2 separate regions of the Homo sapiens genome follow, and region 1 is linked to region 2. Evidence: chromatin contacts called from ENCODE Hi-C or POLR2A ChIA-PET data. All regions are on one chromosome and are shown on one strand. Each heading gives the region's core, a stretch centred on a gene start or an enhancer-like site at or near the end of the contact. The rest is flanking DNA. Distances are from core to core; before and after follow the strand shown.

Evidence for each region. A loop is a pair of places that touch in the nucleus more often than their neighbours do. ChIA-PET counts read pairs that join two places held with the same protein, here RNA polymerase II (POLR2A). Pooled maps may share reads with other maps.
Region 1: a map of CD8-positive, alpha-beta T cell shows a loop between it and region 2 (17-fold over the local background). The contact joins the enhancer-like site here to the promoter of PSMD3 in region 2. A Hi-C loop is called at or near these places in 20 of 168 maps with a recorded cell type or tissue (B cell, CD4-positive, alpha-beta T cell, CD4-positive, alpha-beta memory T cell and 13 more), 35 of 37 single-sample maps with no recorded cell type and 29 of 50 pooled maps. POLR2A ChIA-PET finds 5 or more read pairs at or near these places in 14 of 52 experiments (A549, B cell, CD4-positive, alpha-beta T cell and 10 more).

Annotation. Positions count from the first base shown.
Region 1 is chr17:39,751,897-39,757,153 of GRCh38, forward strand. No RefSeq gene overlaps it. Among named protein-coding and RNA genes, the nearest start is that of GRB7, 17 kb to the left of the region's middle. RefSeq lists silencers at 2,025-2,164, 2,205-2,254, 2,395-3,124 and enhancers at 3,615-3,664, 4,075-4,384. Within about 2 kb of position 2,400, at least 35 of the 41 ENCODE cell types and tissues checked have a DNase peak (open chromatin) inside an H3K27ac peak, as active enhancers do; they include B cell, CD4-positive, alpha-beta T cell, CD8-positive, alpha-beta T cell and 6 more, where a contact is called at or near this core.
Region 2 is chr17:39,977,943-39,983,571 of GRCh38, forward strand. It overlaps PSMD3 (proteasome 26S subunit, non-ATPase 3), which reads left to right and starts at 2,865. Exons shown (of 12, transcript NM_002809.4): 1 at 2,865-3,248. The coding sequence starts at 3,029. RefSeq lists enhancers at 675-1,874, 2,296-2,475, 2,696-2,975, 2,776-3,753 and a silencer at 3,156-3,205.

The DNA of each region.
Region 1 (5,257 bases), core at 1,150-3,649, 230 kb before region 2:
GGGGAGCCCACCTCCCTGGGCGGGGCATCCAGACAAAGCCCTGGCCAGTTCTGCAACATCCAAGTTCACGGGTGGTGGACAGGCCCAAGGGTTCAACATCAGGTCAGGGACCCTGCCTGGCTCCTTCCTTGGGCCCCAGTGCCAGGCACCCTGATGAGGGATGAAGAGAGGAAGGACAGGACACAGACAGGGGAGCCCAAAGCCACTTGGAAGGATTCTTTCTTCCAAACTATCCACATAAGCAGTTTTCTAACTCCTTCCCAGAGCCCAAGGGTTCTGGCAGGGGCTTGAGGGGCAGGTTGGGGTGGTGATGGGGGATGCATTGCCTTTCTATCTGGAACTTGAGCCTTATGGTATATTCAGGAAAAAGGCTTGAACCAGTGAAGTACTGATCTGGTCCAACAGATAGAAAGAGGGCCCAGAGAGGTCAGGGCTTGGTCCAACTCGCACAGTGGTGGGGCGTCTGCAGACTGCTTTCCTGTCCTGTGCTGTTGGCAGAACCTCAGCTTTGGGACTTGAGGGGGAGTATGCAGTGGCAATTAGGACAAACGACTCTGAGCTCTCAGTTGAGTTGGGGGAGGAGAGAAAAGAAGGAGTTAGATCCTGGGGGAGTTGGATGTTGCAGACTGGACTCCAGAGCCTGGGGGTGTGGGCGATCCTGGGGTGTGGGGAGGGCGGGCTGAGGCTGCTCCACAAGCGTTCTCGAAGTTCACCATACAAGAAGGGGCGGTGTGGGGAAATGGGGATGAGGCCTGAAATTCAATCCCATGTGGGTTGAGTTATGATGTCATCTGACACCCTCTCACACGGCTGCATCTACCCCAAGGAAGGGGCAAGTTTTTCTTTGATGGGCACCTGGGGGGGCTGTTTAGCTGGAGTTTTTTTTGTTTCGCTTTTTTTGTTTTTGTGTTTTTTTTGAGACAAGTTTCGCTCTGTGGCCCAGGCTGGAGTGCAATGGTGTGATCTCGGTTTACCGCAACCTCCACCTCCTGGGTTCAAGCAATTCTCCTGCCTCAGCCTCCCAAGTAGCTGGGATTACAGACATGCACCACCACGCCCAGCAATTTTGTATTTTTAGTAGAGATGGGGTTTATCCACGTTGGTGAAGCTCGTCTCGAACTCCCGACTTCATGTGATCCGCCCGCCTCAGCCTCCCAAAGTGCTGGGATTACAGGTGTGAGCCACCGCGCCGGGCCTGGAGCTGCATTTTTGTTGTAAGCACTTTGTTCTTACTTGGATTAGGTTTATTTTAGGGTGGTTTGGGGCAGACTGAGGGAGATTGGAAGGCAGAAACCACCCCCTCAGGACAACCACGTGGATCTCCTTAGGGTCTGGGTAGTGGAACTGGGCCCTGTGACCTTGGAGTTGGAGGGGAAGCTGTAAGCAGGGATGGAACGGGCCACCCGCACCCTCACACAGCTGTGACCAACAGGCACGGTCATCCGCATTCACCTGCCCAACTCCCATGCCCTGAGTCCTGTCCTCCAGGGCATTCCTACTGGCACTACCCCAATTTCCCAAAAGATTCCAGGGATCTCTCTCTCGCTCTCTCTTTTTTTTTTTTTACAGTCTCACTCTGTTGCCCAGGCTGGAGTGCAGTGGCTGATCTCAGCTCACTGCAACCTCCACCCCCTGGGTTCAAGCGATTTTCCTGCCTCAGCCTCTTGAGTAGTTTGGGATTACAGGCGTGCGCCACCACGCCCAGCTAATTTTTGTATTTTTAGTAGACGGGGTTTTGCCATGTTGGCCAGACTGATCTCAAACTCCTGACCTCAAGTGATCCTCCCGCTTTGGCCTCCCAAGGGAGGGTTCCTTCCTCCCAGGCTGAGGCACCCTGCCCCACACATCTACTGGAGGAACTTAGTGTTGGGGCCAGGGGGTGGCTGGGTAAGGCTGGATCCCACACTTGTCAGGCCAGGTTGGGGTAGGGGAGGATACACGGGGGACCCGTCTCTCAGCCGTTCTGGGCCGGTGCCTGAGGCGATCTGCCCCGCCGCCCGCCCTTCCGCCACCACCCAAGTCGCATGCGCGCGCCGGGGCCGACGGGCGCCAGGCTCCACCGAGCCACCCTCCGTCGTGGCGGCCCCTCGTGCCTCTGCGGAGGGAAGGCCGCCGGCTTCGCCAGGGGGCGCGCGTCGGGGTCGCGGCTCTTTGAACTCGGCCCCACGAGGGGACGCGCCATCGGTTTCGTGGCTTGCGTGGCGCCGCAGCAACGAGCCGGTCGCCCCGGGGCGTTGCTTAGTCCGGGCCTCGCTGCGAGTCTGTGGGCGAGGCGGGAGGTGCTTCCTTGGCCAGGCGGGTGGAGGAAGGTGTGGGCGCCGCATCCCAGCGTCGCGGAGCCTCCAGGCGCGGGCAGGCGAGACTGGCGTGCAGCGCGACGGCCTAGTCCCGGCGTCCCACCGTCCCCCACTCCCGCAGGCGCCGAGCCGATTCAGCCGCGCGGCTGCAGTGACACCCAGCGGCCGTCGCGGGAAGTGCGGTCGCCGCGGCCAGGCCTCCGGGGCTCCTGTCTCTCGAGGTTCCCACCCCGGTTACGCGCGGGCACCCCGGAGGAGAGCGGCCGCGCGCTGCAGATGCCCGCGGGGGCACTTCCCCTGCCCCTCCCCCGTTTCCTCCCCGCAGGCGCCCGAGCGCCGGGAGATCCTGCGCAGCGGCAGTGCCCGGAAGGGCGGGGCGGGGTGCAGCAGCGGCGCTGGGCTGTGACCCGGGCAGTTTCACTTCTGGATCCTGCTCGGGCTGTGATAGGACAGCGCGGGGGCAGCGGGGGAACACGCGGGCACGCCGAGATCCGGCGCTCGGGACCCCGATGAGGGGAGGCCTTTCACTCCTGGGGTGTCACGCGACCCACGCTTTCCTCCATGTCCACTCCCACCCCCCATGGGTTCCACTTTGCTGTCCCCCGAGCTGCCGCTCCTCCCCAGCAGACACCGTCTCCGCCGGGGCTGCCGACCCCCGGAGAGGCCCCGAGCGGCGTGGGCGGCGGGAGGAGGGAGCTGTGAAGCCGCAGGCAGGGGGTTAGGCTGCGGGCTGCTGAGACGCCGAGCTGTTTCTCAGAAGTGCAGCTGCCCCTCCCCTCACACCCCCCTCACTCCCACCGCGCGCCGCACCCCTGCCCCCTCTCCGCCGGCCTCCCTTTCCTCTCCCAGGCACCCTAGCCGGGAATCTGGGGTCTGGGTCCACGCAGAATTAAGAGGAGAACCTGAGAAAGGGCGGGGGCCGGGGGTTCAGACCCAGCCTCAGCGCGCGTTATTCCGAGCCTCCTATAATTCCACAGGTGAGGGGATCCTGTCCCCTACCCCTGGGGTCCAGGATTGGAATTTGATAGAACAGTTAGGAAAATGACATCTTGAGAGAGTCAGGGCCCGGCCACTATTACTCTAGCTCCAGCGTCCAGTGAGGAGAGGAGAGAGAGGGAAGACCTGGAGCCCGGCTGGTGCAGTGAGGTTGAGGCCTGTCTTAGGAGTACCAGCTGGAAGGCCCTTCAGAGATCCCTGACTCTGGGGAAAATCAACGCCCAGAAGGGGAAGTCAAGTGTCTGGGCTCATCCCGAGAGGGAGAGGGCTGGGATTGGAACCAGGACTCCAAATAGTTGCGGGAGTCTGCGACTGTCTTTTGCTTGGGACTTCAGAGCTTTGCTGGATTCACTGACTCAGCCTGCTTTCCCTCAACACACACAAACACACACACACGAGACACGTGCACGCGCGCACACACACAGATACACAGACACACACAGACAGACATGCAAGGAGAGAGACAGGCACACATGGAGACAGACACGCACACGCAAAGAGACACACAGCTCCCCAGGAGTCTAGCGGGGCAGCTGAGGTCTGTGAGTGAGACATTCTCAGTGAGACACTGAGAATGCAATTCCAGTGGGGGTGGGATGGGGATTGGGCGGTGGAAGGACAAGCCCGGGGGAGGAGGTGGCATCGCCCCCCTAGTTCCCATCCACCACCACCCCCAGTGCTGTGGTTTATTTGCCTAGGCAGCTCTTCTGGGCCAGGGGGCCAGGGTACTGGGGTGGAGAGGCGAGGTGATGGGAAAGGCTGTTCTGGGGCTTCCTGCCCCCTCACTCCTGGGGAAGGGGGGTAGCTGCCATCACCCGCAGGCCTTTCCACTGCAGCCCTTTCCTTGGGTATGTGTGTTATTCTGGGGGAAGATCTGTTATTTGCGGAGAAGGGAGGCAGCTGCCTACTTCACAGGTCAAGACAGAGTTAAAAACAAAACCACAGCAAATTCAACACCCCGTGTCCTTCAGGGACTTTCCATGACACCTTCCTTCCCCCCTCTCCCCTAAGCCAGGGAGCACCTCCCCAGAGGGCCTCCCCACCCCAGGTGCAGTGGCTTTTGGCTTTTATGCAAACAACTGTCTGATCCCGGAATGCTCCACAGCCCGAACTGTGGCCTGGGCCGAATGTGCCCCTCCACCATCCCTTGGGCCAGTGTTTCTGGTCTTCCTGGAGTTGTGACCTCCACTCTTCCTCAGACCCTGGATTCTGAGGGACAGGAGATGAGGGCAGGAAGCTAGGTCCTTTCCCCCTGCCTGCCCTCGGGTGGCAGTTGCCTGCAGGTGGAGGGTTTGGGCACAGCAACCTAAGTGAATGGTCCGGGGTTTTGAGTGATGGGGGAGGGGAAGAAGGAGGGTGCAGGTGTGGGGTGGCCTCCACTGCCAGGCCCACCACCCTCTAGGGCATTGAATTAGCTCCCAAGATCAGGAAGGAAAACTCTTCTCAGGCTGGGAGTCCATTCAACCCCAACGCCAGTGTGGACCTCCGGTCCTGCTCACTGGCAAAGGGGGTCAGGATCTCCCTGTCTCCCTCTCTTCTGCCTGAGCTGCTTCTGCTTTGGGGAGGGATTTGGGGATGGGGAAGGCCATATAATCTTCTCTCCAGGGCTGAAAACCAGCTACTGAGGGGCCGTTTTTGAATGTATTCAGTGCTAAAATGCAAAGGCAGGGTGCCATGCCATTCCTTTCTCCTCCTCAGCTTGAGCAAGACTGGGAAACCTGTAGGAGACCCTCAGCCAGTTTGAACATTTTGGAGTGCTGATGGGAGGGAGATGATGCTGATCATGGAGCCAGAGGACGCTGGTGCCAGCCTAGCCCCACATTTGTTAGTCTTAAAACTTCAGACAATCTTTCTCATGCCTCTTCCACAGAAGACGGAAAATGGAGGGTGCTTTAGATGAGGCTGAGCAGAAGGCCAGACTCTCTCTCTACTTTCTCTAACGTTTTCTAAGAGAGAACACAATG
Region 2 (5,629 bases), core at 1,615-4,114:
GATTTTTTTTTCTGTTCAATTAGTTTTCTTTAATGGAATCTAGAGTCTCAAGTGAGAAGATATCAAAGCAGTTTGTCTTCAAAGAAGAGCATTTGGGAGTCCCCTAGCTCTGGGTTGAGGGAAAGACCGAGAGATATATAGTAGAAGCCCGAAACAAAAATAAGACAGATTTCAAATTTATTGAACAGAAAATGCAGATGGGCCTTTAAAAAAAAGGGGGACCCAAGAATAAGACTAACCCAAAACTTTAAAAACTAAATTGTGATATTATTTCACCTTTCTCTGTTCTGCCCTGAAATTTAGGGTTCTTGTAGGAGGAAGTAGTGTGGGTAGGCTTGGCATATTACTACTAATATGGATATTACAATCTCATCAAACCGCTGGGTTTATATCATCCTCCTCTGCCTAAAAGCTGGGTTTGAACATCTTTCACCAACCTCTTTTAAAGCAGTATCAGGACCGGACACCGTAGCTCACGCCTGTAATCCCAGCACTTTGGGAGGCTAATGTGGGCAGATCGCTTGAATCCAGGAGTTCAAGACCAGCCTGGGCAACAGGGCGAAACCCTATCTCTACAAAATATACCAAAAATTAGCCAGGCATGGTGGCATGTGTCTGTGGTCCCAGCTACTCGGGAGGCTGAGGTTAGAGGATCACTTGAGCCTGGGAGGCTGAGGCTGCAGTTAGCCAAGATAGCACCACTGCACTCCAGCTTGGGTGATGGAGCGAGATCCTGTCTCAAAAAATAAAAATAATTTTTAAAAAAGTAGTTCTATGAGTGCAGTACATGTCTGTAATCCCAGCACTTTGCAAGGCCGAGGCAGGAGGATCACCTGAGGTCAGGAGTTCAAGACCAGCCTAATCAACATAGTGAAGCCCTGTCTCTACTAAAAATTAAAAAAAAAAAAATTAAAAATTAGCTGGACATGGTGGCTCGCACCTGTAGTCCCAGCTACTCAGGAGAAGGAGGCAGGAGAATCGCTTGAACCCCAGAGGGGGAGGTTGCAGTGAGCCAAGATCACGACACTGTACTCCCTAGCCTGGCCAACAGAACGAGATTCCGTTTAAAAAAAAAAAAAAGTTTTATGAGTGGAAGAATTTCTCTAAGGATTTTGGTCCGTGGAGTCAGACTCTCCCCCAGTGTCTTAGTCACCCCCTGCCCAGCCTGGTTCCCTCATCCACCAAGAATTCATGACCAACTGCCAGAAGCTTTGTGTTATGCCGCCAGCCTCCCTGATCCTGAGCACCTTCCAAAGCCTCACTCTATTGCTCATGGATATACTGGGTTGTTATCTGCTGACTTGGTTGTTTTCTCCTTGTGATGTAAACTTAATAGAGAGATGAGCTAACACCCTAACTATCTAGAAGAGTAACTCCTTTGATTGTTAAGGATGAACATAACTCATCTGTTTTCTTCCTTACCATTCTCGCCCACCTTCAGTTGCAGATATGGTGTTATGAAGAGGTTCTAATGAGTTTATTCCAATGATGATTCAAAAGTCCTGTTATCCACCCCCCAGCCCTGGAGGGTGAGAGGACAGTTGAGGAGGAACTGGTCAAGGCATGTTCCCTAAAACTAGAGCACATATCTTTCCAGTTAGCGAGTGGCTGTTTAACGCAAGGAACATCCTGCAATCCTATGAAAGAGGATGCAAAAGATATGCAGGATACCCTTTATATATGCAAAGGAGGAGGTCAAAACATATTTCCTGCCTTCTAGGTCCTTACAACAGGGCTAGATTGTCTTGTAGGGTCCGTGAAAGGTCTAAAACTCAGGACTTCCACTTATGGGAGAGAGAAAAGTTTCAAGGTAGGGAGAGAGTTTTTGTTGTGTGTTCTAAGAAATTGGGAGCTATATCCTTCACCTTGTTTCACCTTCCCTGCAGAACCAGTGGGGCAGTCCTTTGAAAAATAAGTGGGTAGGGTTTCTTGTCCAATTTGCTTCCCCTTAGGTACACCACTAAGTAAACCATCATTCTCTCCTTAGGCACACCATTATTCTGTTCCCCATTTCACAATGTCTGTCTGGATGTATAAAAGCCCTCTCAATGGGCTCCCTAAAGCGTCTGCCAGTAGGGGCTCCCACCCTCTTTCCTCAACACTCCCAATCCACCGCAGCCCAGAGCACAGTGTCTGCTTATCTAACCATCTGACTCCCCCGTATACTACATTCTTGAGCTGTTTTTCACCCCCCTATTTGCTAACCGTGGGCCGTACATAGGGTGGACCCCTATATTTTGTTAAACTGGAGTGATTCTACGCAAATGCACGCTCCTACCTATCGGCACTCCCAGCCTGCAGAAATTGTATGCCTTATGTTCAGCACTAAACTCAAATCTAACCAAGGAAGTCCGGATCCCATAGGGTTCTTCCTACTCTCCAGTTCGGTTTATTTTAAGGCCAACAGCCCTAGCTTCACGTCCCTCCTTCACAGCCTTCTTTCCTTCCCTCCTGCCGGATGCGCCCGGCAGCCGTTGAGCACAAGCCCAGCGGATCTGGAAGGAGACCCCGCCGCGACCGGGGAAAATTGAGCGAACTTGGGCGCAAAACCCGCCCGGCAACTCGTGACGTCATCTCGTCCCGCGCTCGGATAGGCTGTACCCACTCCACGCTGGTTGAGGCGCTCTTAAAGTCCTTTGTAACCCAGATTGGAGCCTGAGGGGACCTCTCGTGGACGCCCACAGAAATGCACTCGAGAGGAACATAAAAGCATCACACTTAAGCGCTCGAAAGAAAGCCCCACGAACCCATAAAGGCTCCTCCCCGCTCCTTCCTCGAAGCTCCTCCTTCATCCTGCACCTCGGCTGTGGATTTATTTCCCCTTTGTTGACTCGGCCATCGGCCTGCCGGGCCTGGCGTTTCCCAGAAGGCCCAGCGCCGGGAAGGGGTTTGCAGCTGCTCCGTCATCGTGCGGCCCGACGCTATCTCGCGCTCGTGTGCAGGCCCGGCTCGGCTCCTGGTCCCCGGTGCGAGGGTTAACGCGAGGCCCCGGCCTCGGTCCCCGGACTAGGCCGTGACCCCGGGTGCCATGAAGCAGGAGGGCTCGGCGCGGCGCCGCGGCGCGGACAAGGCGAAACCGCCGCCCGGCGGAGGAGAACAAGAACCCCCACCGCCGCCGGCCCCCCAGGATGTGGAGATGAAAGAGGAGGCAGCGACGGGTGGCGGGTCGACGGGGGAGGCAGACGGCAAGACGGCGGCGGCAGCGGCTGAGCACTCCCAGCGAGAGCTGGACACAGTCACCTTGGAGGGTACGGCAGCCCAGGCCGGGAACGTGCCGCGATCGCGGGTGACAGCGACCCCTGTGATTTGGCTTCTTGCTGGGAAGCCACAGCAGCCTCCACCACCCTCAGTTCTTTGGGATCACCCCCAGATACCTGCTCCCACTGCCCCGACACTCCCGACTCCAGGCCCAATGACTGAACCTTCTCTCCAGGCTGGGAACCACTCCCCTCCCATCCCCTCCATCCCCATATCTGGGGTTGCATCTATATCTAGGTCCCAGTGGGCCTGGGGACTCCCTCTTTTAAGTCCTCCCCTCTGACCTATTCCGTTTATATCCCACCCGACTGATTTTAGCGCCTCCAATATATGACTGATTGTTCCCGCTGGAAACCAGTGTTTGTGTCTGTGTGTAAACAGGGCCAGGATGACCTAGAATATTGACTCCTGAGTTTTAAAACTGTACAGCAGATTTTTGTTGTCCTAGCTGCCTTTAGCACACTCCCCCGAATGAACCATTTCGACCTAGTATCTTGTTTCCTACTTCTCTAACTGAAGTGTCCCAACAGTCCCCTTGCTGTCTCCTCCCTTCAGGTCCTTACTGCCCCTCTGTTTCTAAAGGGTTTAAGTACATACACACTTAAAACTTTTCGGGTGTCATCTTTGTTTGGTTTTGTAATACTCAACCTTTGGCCTAAACTCCTATATACCGGTGTCTCCTATTTCTTTTCTCCGAGGTTCCTGTTTCGAGTGTCTGTAGTCCTCTTGTTCCTCCAAGTTCATGTTTTACTTTTCCCACTTACAGCGTCCTGTTTCCATTTGAAGTGGGCAAAGTGAGAGCTTCCCACTGTGATCCTGGTGCCATTTTCCTGGTTCTGGATCAAGTGGGACCAGACTACTTACTAGGTTTTCTTTTCACTAAAATGCGTGAGAAACTAGCTCAAAAACATTGAGATAAGCAAAGTTATCCTCCTAGGTGGTGCTTTTGAGGATGTGATGGTGTTGACTACATCAGCTCTTACTGTAAAGTTGAGCAACAGGATCGATATTTAATAGAGATCCTTTTACCTAAAGTAGTGGCAGCAATGTCAAAGGTGCCACTCAGCATTGCCTACTGGGTGTGTTTATTACAGGCACTTCATTTTCTTCTTGTAAAGTAATTCATATTCATTGCAGAAATTGTGGAATGTATGAGAAGTTAAAAGCAGGGGATAAAAAACATGGTTAACATTTTTTCTTGTGAATTTTTGAGCTGTTCTCCTATAATTGAGAGCAAGTTATGTATACAGTTTGTATCAAGGCATAACTAAATATAAATTTTGAATTTTATGTGTTTTCATTAACATTCGTAAACATAATCAGCATTCAATTTATTCCAGAAACATTTATTGAATACCCAATATAATGGTTAAGAGTACAAGTTCTGGAATTAGTTCCCTCATCTGTATAAATACAAGTAATAGTACAGTACTTTATTGGGTTGTTGTGAACATTAAAATGCTTAAAACTGTGCCTAGCACATAAATATCAGCTGTTATTATTTATATCATTAGTGTGGCCCAGATACCCTGTGCTAATCGGTGAATATACAGAAGTGCCTAAGAAACTACTCATTGATTGCATTCCCTTATTGCTTTGCATTTAAACTGTTTCTAGTTTCTTGCTATCATAAATAGCTTTGAAGCAATCATCTTTGTGCCCAACTTAAAAAATCTACTTTTCTAATTATTTCTTCAGTACAGATTCCCACCAAAACCTATATGCCTGAGTTTAAAAGGCTGAACATTTTAAAGGTTTTTGATAGTTATTGTCCAGAAAAACTGTGCTGATTTACATTATACCAGGAGAAATGTAGTTTTCACTGTACTCTATAATTTTTTTTTTTTTTTGAGACGGAGTCTCGCTCTGTTGCCCAGGCTGGAGTGCAATGGCGCGATCTCGGCTCACTGCAACCTCTGCCTCCCAAGTTCAAGCGATTCTCCTGCCTCAGCTTCCCGAGTAGCTGGGATTACGGTCACCCACCACCACGCCCGGCTAATTTTTTTATTTTTAGTAGAGACTGGGTTTCACCATGTTGGCCAGGCTGGTCTCCAACTGCTACCCTTAATGATCCGCCCTCCTCAGCCTCCCAAAGTACTGGGATTACAGGCGTGAGCCACTGTGCCCCACCTATAATTTTTTTAATGTTACAAATTTGGTAGTTTAAAAATGTTTCCATTTGCAATTACTCAAATACTAATGGAATATAATTTTTGTCTGTTAGCTATTTTTCCTCTTTGTATGTTAGTTCGTCTCCATTTTTGTTTTGAAATTGTGGCAATATAATCATTATACCATTATATCTCTTAACCATTTATACAAGCTCTTTATAGAATAAAAATATGAATCTTTGATCACATTTGTTGAAAAT